Linked DNA regions of Mus musculus: regions 2 and 3 are each linked to region 1. The links are chromatin loops, found by intact Hi-C in ENCODE. Cell type or tissue: heart. All regions are shown on one strand.

What was found. A loop is a pair of places that touch in the nucleus more often than their neighbours do. Peaks named below come from ENCODE experiments on the same cell type or tissue, not always from the same donor. Only the 100,000 strongest peaks of a DNase experiment are listed, where the experiment ranks them.
Region 2: it touches region 1 in a loop (3-fold over the local background); 10 of 42 quality-filtered maps call a loop at or near these places.
Region 3: a loop joins it to region 1, with 7 times the contacts of the local background. A loop is called at or near these places in 10 of 42 quality-filtered maps.

Annotation. Positions count from the first base shown.
Region 1 is chr7:110,287,333-110,289,832 of GRCm38, reverse strand. It overlaps Gm32861 (a long non-coding RNA gene), which reads left to right and starts at 1,435. Exons shown (of 2, transcript XR_869865.3): 1 at 1,435-1,739. In heart, no CTCF peak of the experiment used is centred here; DNase peaks (open chromatin) are centred at 982, 1,532 and 2,152; H3K4me3 peaks cover 327 bases; H3K27ac peaks cover 2,500 bases.
Region 2 is chr7:110,550,950-110,553,449 of GRCm38, reverse strand. The region is part of intron 2 of Sbf2 (SET binding factor 2); the gene reads left to right. Among named protein-coding and RNA genes, the nearest start is that of Gm46027, 54 kb to the left of the region's middle. In heart, no CTCF peak of the experiment used is centred here; no DNase peak of the experiment used is centred here.
Region 3 is chr7:110,547,141-110,549,640 of GRCm38, reverse strand. The region is part of intron 2 of Sbf2 (SET binding factor 2); the gene reads left to right. Among named protein-coding and RNA genes, the nearest start is that of Gm46027, 58 kb to the left of the region's middle. In heart, a CTCF peak has its summit at 1,185 (motif pointing left); no DNase peak of the experiment used is centred here.

The DNA of each region.
Region 1 (2,500 bases):
GCAGGGCAGAAAGGACAGGTCTAAAGGCAGGATGTCAACTCCAGTAATACTACAACTGCTGAGCTGAATTGGGGGGGGGGGTGCCAAGGAAAGAGGATCCTACCGAGTCCCAGTGGGTACATCTTCAAAACATGCCACACCTAAGGCTCAGGGAAGAGAAAGATTGTAGGAGTCAGAGGACCAGAGATGGCTGTGAGACCCTGCCTCCTAGTCATTTCAGATGCTACTACACCCATGAAGTCTCACCAACATGGCAGCCTGAACATAAGCTGAAAGCAGACATCAACTATAGACATGCCAAAGTGGACAGGGAGCCCACGAGGCCCCAACCCTCCATAAAGAACTACAGGCAACTAAGGACTGCTCAAAGTCTTTCCCAAGGAAAAGCACACCAGCTGATTATCAAATGTCAAGTGGTCAGGCCTGAAAACATACAAACAAGTACCATTATCTACACTGAGCAGGTTATAGTTAGGAAAACATATGTGTACACACACATGCGCACACATATACATGCATATGTATGTAACAACAATTAATGGGGGAAAAAAGGAAGCCATGAATTTGAAAGAGAGCAAGGGGGTTGTTAGGGAGTGTTTGCAGAGAGGAAGGAGAAGGGGAAAATGATGTAATTACATTACAATCTCAAAAAATAAAAGAAATAATAAAAAAAGAAAAGATTCCAGAAACAAAGGAGTGGCCTGGGAGCAAGCCCAGGCCAGAGGGCTGTCCCTGCCAGATGAAGGACAGCCCGGCAGGGGGTCTGCGTTATGCAATCAGCAGGCAGGCCCCTGCCTTCCCCAAGAAGTGCCAGCCCAGAAGCTCTCCGCACCCATCTGTACCACCCCTGTGCCACAGTTCCAGGTGCCAAGCGGTGGCACTGACGGCTCCAGCCCCACAGTTCAAGCCTGGCTATGGGAAGCTGGGCCTCTGTTCATTTTCTCCAAGTCCACAGAGGCTGGGCCCTGGGCCCAGTGAAGTCACTGCCTGAGAAGCATCCCTGGCTCCCCGCCCACCCATGGAGGCTATATTTGGAGCAAGACAACTCCCTGCAGACACAGAGCATTGGACCCACCCTGAGGAGCTGCCCTGACCAATTTTACCAAGCAGGGAGGGGGGTGTCACCCATCTCTTCGTTTGTCTGTCCATTCATTCTGCTCGTATGTTCATTCAACAAGTATTTCTGACACACACACACACACACACCCCAGTACGAAGAAGCCGTGCTTTAGGCATACATTCTTATGTAGGCATGTGAGTATTTGCTTTTAAACAGGGATGGCAGGACAGACTCTCAGTGCCCTCCCTCAGAGCTGGCTGGCACCAGTGACTCACAGTCAGGTGCACCCTGTCTCTATGTACCTGTGTACACATGCGAGCCAGCACGCGCTCCCCAAGGAGTGACAGTGACTCAGCTGCACAAGGCATCTGGGTACCTGTGTGGATGTGTCTGTGGGCACAGCCCTGAGTCCAGGCTCTTGTTCCCTGAGGGTTGTGACTCAACTGCACATGGTGACCCAGGAGCCCACAGGCCAGCTGTGTCTTTTCAGCTTCCACCAACCTGACAAGCCAAATAGACAGTGTTGGGTGCAAATATTCTCTCACAGACCGTGCCTGGAAGACTGTGAGGCCAGGTGACCTTGGAAGGCCACAAAGCAGTAGCAGTTCCTATCCAACAGCGGTGGCCATGGAGCCAAGGCCCCTCAACCTCTTTGCTGATGCTTCCTGGAACCTCAGAGGTAACACCCCCTGACTCCATCAACACACGGAAACACCAGCCTCAGGAGTCACACACTAGGACCCAGGCCCAGGCATTAGAGTTGTGTTCTTCAAGCTGGCGGCACAGCCAATGTTCCTGCTATATCCCCCAAGTCTCTCTGTGGCAGCCTTGACAATCAACCAGCTTTTAGCAAGCTGAGACAGAGGCCGGGTGCTGACCCCTGGGGTTCCCCACAGGCAGCTGCCCCATCTTCACCTCTATGCTCCATCTGTCCCTGGCTGTCTCTGTCCTTATCTGTCCCCAGTCTATCTTTGTCTCTTCTCCCCGTCAGGCTGTCTACCACAGAGGCCTCACTAGAGCCGAGGTGCTGACAGAGAGGGGGTGTGGGGTGGACACTCAGTGTCCCTTTTTCTGCCTTATCAAGAAAACTGAAGTCATTGCTCAGGGGGCTCAAGCTGGAATTTCGCCCTAGATGACCTTCCTGGGTCTGGGGCCTCCACAGAGACAGCCCGGGTCAGAGAGTCAGGAAACAGGCCCCTTCTCTGTGGCTGCTGATCCTCCACCCTCCACCCTCCCCCATCCCCAAGGCGCCTCCAGCCAAAACTCCAAGCTTGCTGGCTTGCTCCCAGAAGGCATTGTAAAGGATGGTCAGACAGAAAGCTGTGGTGACCACACTGGACCAAGGATGCAATTCAGGGTCCCCTCAGCTCCCAAGGGAAAGTGCCAGGAGCCTCAGAGACAGAGAGACCATAGAACTCCCACCCCATGCCTTAGGCCTGC
Region 2 (2,500 bases), 260 kb before region 1:
GCTGTAACATAGAAGTAATCAGTGTGCAATGCTCCTGGAGGGCAGAAGAGCAAGTAAATTCTGAGTGAATATCTGAGTATTGATGTTGTTGGCCAGGGAACCAAGTGAAAAGGAATATAAGCCAATTTTAATGTTCTCTTCCTCTTGTGAAGAAATAAGCACGATGGAAGAATGAGACCTTACAGTATCTCGGAGTTAGAGTTTACCAAGATTTGGAGTTTTAACTTCTTCATCAAAGAAAATATAGTGTAGTAGGCAAACATGTAGGTTCTTGCTTGTAGGTAAAAAGAGCTAGCTGTGCAAATCATTATTTAAAATAAAAATAGGTGGGTAATATGGCTGAAAGGGGATTTGAAAAATACAGGAAACAACTTTAAAGAATTACAAAATACAGTCTGGTTTCATCTAAACCATGTGTGTTAAGGGTGGATGTTGGGTGATAAATGTGATGTCAAAAGTGGTTCAGATTTTGATGTGAACTATGTGTAGCAGGATACTTGATTTTGTTTAGAATCAGGTGCAGAAGTAGGAAGACATGGCTTCCTCTTACATGTCTTAACATGTAAAGGCCTACAGAAATAATTTAAGAGTTTACAGCAAATACATATGGAGTGTGAGTGGGTAGGAAGAAGTGGTAGTAGCTCATTTTGTTTTGTTTTCCACTCCCCTTTTTTCTTTGAAGTAATAAAACCACAGGACAGGGAACCTAATGATGTCTAGGTAGTTAGTCCTTTCTGTAAGAATCTCTTAAGAAAAGAATCTCTTAAGAAAAGATTATAGCCCGTCTTTGTGATCAGCATCTCACATGCCTACAGATTTCTAAAGTCATTTGCTTATCCTGTACTAGAATTTCAGTTATTTTCAGTTCTGCTTAAGGAGTACTGTTAATCATTTGTGCCAGAGGATATCTTTTCCTGTTGTCAGCTGTTTCAGTATTGCTCTCAGACCTCCTTTTGACAGAGCTTTGTTGTCATGTTGCATCCAACTGATGCTTTGAAGCCGTAGAGTAGTTGCTGAGAAAGATGCAGAACTACATAGGCCGGGCCCACTATCACTTTGTGTTGTTTGTAATCAGCCTTCTCATTTGTTGTGGGACCACGTCACTGAGTCTCTCATGCAGTTGCCATCATTTCATCTTTGTGGCCATTCTTCACTTGGACACTCTCAGTTCTTTTCTGTACTTTTCCATTGATCTGAACTCTGTGACCAGAGTCTGACCTAAAAGTAAAATCTGGACGTTGGAATGGCTTGCCATGGTGACTTTTTTTCCTTTTACATTTATTAGGGATAATAACAGGATAGCTAGGAACAGATTTTTCCATCTTCAGAATGAAGTTCTTGGGTCATTTTGGCCATCAACAGTTCATCTCATGGGAGTCTGAAAGAAAGCATGGCATAGGCAGTGTATCTATCACTTATTCTTTTGCTCAGAAGTCAGTTATACCTTTAGCTGTAGTAAAGGATAACAGATAAAACCTAGATATATGCTTTGAACTAATTTAACTTAGTCCTTGTGGTATGAGGCTCTTGAGTTATATTTTGTATAATAAACCATTAAATGTATTCAAACCATTTTTATGAGTTCTGTGAATTGCCCTAACAAATTATTAAGTGTGAGGCAGTGTATTGCAGGACCTTGAATTTGTGGGCAGATGTGAGGGTAGCCTTGATGCCCTGTTTGTGGCTGGCCTTTAAAATGGGTCTTTTGGGCCCGAGCCCTTGACTTTTGAGTCTGTGCTAACTCTGGGTAATAAAGTATTGAGTTAAATGATTGGGTGCATCATTGGTGTCAGGATTGGTATTGGTAAACACACGTTGGACATCAGAGAAAGCATAATACAGTCTTTGTCCTATTACATTTAGTCTGTTTGAGTTTTCTTTTTCTATGTGTTTTGAAAGAGGCTCATGTAACACAAATTGGCCTCAAAATTGCCCCATAGCTAAGGATAACTTTACACTCCTGATCCTCTTGGCACTATCCCAAGTGTTGGGATTCTAGATATATCCACTCTGCGCGGCTGTGTGTTTTCTTACTCTTAGCTCCATTGACGTGTCATCTTCGCTCTGAGAGTGTTGTATGCTTGATTCCTAGTTGTGCTTTTCTCCTTTCTGCATGTCACCATACCCATAATCCAATCATATTGGTTACATGTCTCAGTGAGAGTTCATTCATATTTTAGTCTAGCTAGTAGTAGGTTTCCAGTGCAGGTGAGTTCTGATAATAGTCTGAAAACTTGAATCAAAGGTAACTCCTGCCTAATTTTACTTAAAGCACCTTTCCCTAATGTTAAAACTAAAATTAGAGTAATTATTTAATTAAACTGGAATGTTTTCTGAGAGTAAGTGGAATTGGGAGGAATTCTTAAATTGGGGCTATCCTGAACAAATAGATTACGGCTACTTGTATACACAGTTGTACATATATGTGTGTGTGTGTCATTCATGGTAAAGATTGGAAATTACACAAATCCATTAGTAGAGACTTGTTTAATTAAGATTG
Region 3 (2,500 bases), 260 kb before region 1:
TCTTCAGACAGTATGGCAAATGGGCAAGACAGTTTGTAACTGTTTTGAGAGAACAAACCTGTGATTATACTACCTTGTTTCAAGATACACTATAAAGCTTCATAGTCAACAGGGTTTGGCATTGGCTTAGAGATAGACATGTGTTAATAGATCAGGGAACAGTGCAAATCAGTTTCCATGGTTTCCAGGAGTGATGTAGTTGGGGAGGAGACAGGATAGATAAATAGGAGTACAACTGAGTATCCATCTGAACAAGTAATCTCGATCTGCTTTTAAACTGTATGGAGAAATAGATTTAAAACCCATTATAGACTCAGTGTAAAAGCCAAAGTTATAACTTTAAAAATAAAACTATAAGCATTTTTATGACCTTCTAAAATTAGGTCAGGATTTTAAAAGTACAACATCTAAGACATGACAATGCTGTTTCTCTGGTGTATTTGAAAACTTTTGAAAATATTATATGCAGAATGGTGGTTGATCAGATAAGATGAAGCCTTATTCTGTTTTGTAAGTTTCTCTTGGTCCTGTAAGTATTTGGAGGCTAGTTGGGCCTTCTGTAGTTGGTCATCTACTTTTAGTGAGAAGGAGGGTATCAAAAGTAGGTGGACTCAGAACACTTGATCAGCAGCCCACTAAGAACTTAGAGCTGAGTTTTCTAAGGAACTTAACATCATCTGCCCAATACTCGATCTTCTGCAATCTGGAATTTTGTGTGTATCACTACTGTAGATGGTGGCAACTTAGACATTAAAAACATATGTGAAATACCTTGCAATATGAAACAAAGGACTCTGGTAGTTTACATATCAATCATAATGTGTTCATGTATATACACATGGATAGCAATCGCGTGCTTGCAGGGGACACTATTCAGAGATAGTATGAGCTCTCTCGTTCACATACACTATTTCCAAAGGCATCTACGTAGTGATATTTGTATACTATAATCTGGAGAAGTTCTCTGGTGATCTAGACATCCTGTACACTGTGTGAAACATGCTTCCTTCTTTGTTGGGGTTTTTACTGTTATTTAGAGATTCATGTGTGCCATTTTTAGTTATTGGGTATTACAGTTCATAGTTATTTGCTTATAATGTGAACTAATGTAAGGACTTAGAATGACTTACAAATGTGTTGGTTTAAGAAAAAGAAGTATTTGGTGGCCTCTAGTGGTGACACCTATGTGTCTGTGAAAAGTCAGTGATCTCAATATACAAGATTTTATAGGGAGGATCACTAAAGTGGCAGGAGAAACACATATGTACATTTATTGGAACAATTTTTTGTTTTCGAGAACTTAAAATTTATGAGTCAGTTATAAATTTATCAGTGATATGGATATATCAGTTACAATGATTATCAATTAATGATCATTACTTTTCATTCTTTTCAAGAAAAGACTTGAAATTTTCTTCCTTCCCTTCTCCTCCCCCTTACTTTCTTTCCATTCAATAAAATTTTGCTTTGTGTTCTAGACGGCCTTAGTTTGAAGTCTTCCTGCTTCAGCTTGCTCAGTGGTGGGATTGCAGATGTGTACCAGCCTGCTGGGTTTCATATTTCATCTTAATCAGGAAGTATTTCTCTGTATATTGTATTTCATGTTTAGTATTGCATTGCATTGCAATGTGCCAGTGATGGGGGTAACAGGGATACTTTCTGAGACCTTAGAAATAATGCAAGCTACAAAGAGGCATGTATCTTATATATTAATCATGAACATAAATAGGCCGTGGTAGAATTTATGCTCTTGGGTGGGTAATTGTGACTAGTTTAAAGGTAATCTAAGTTTGTTTAAGACTATCTATAATCTGGACCATATATGGGAACTGAGATATATCATGTCAAAAAGTGAGAAGTTGATATAAAGTCAATATTTGGAAAGCCAGGGAGAACATAGACACTTTTAGGACAGTTAAATGTGAAATTAATTTCTGTTTATTCTAAGTATTATCCATTGAAATCTAGAGAGATTTAATAGCTTGTCCCTGTGCCATATAGCTATTTGCTATTTGCTAAGATAATAAAACTGTGATCTTTTGACCTCATTAAAAGTAAAATATTTTCCGTGTGCCCAGCATACGCACATTGCTGAGGTTGGCCTATGTGTGTTGGACACTCACTAATACATGGAGCAAGCTGACTTTTAATTACTTTTGTTAAAAGCAAAACTAATCTTAAATTCTTTTTTTTTTTTGTTTTTTTTTTTTTTTTTTTGTTTTTTGTTTTTCGAGACATGGTTTCTCTGTGTAGCCTTGGCTGTCCTGGGACTCACTTTGTAGACCAGGCTGGCCTCTAACTCAGAAATCTGCCTGCCTCTGCCTTCCAAGTGCTGGGATTAAAGGCACAGGCCACCACTACCCGGCTCTAATCTTAAATTCTTCTTCTTATCAGGAAGGGTTAATTAAATAACATTAGAGAGACAATAGTAGGATCACTGGCTGCTTATTACTCTTCAGAGAATCCCAGTTTGGCTCCTAGTACCACATGGTGGCTCACA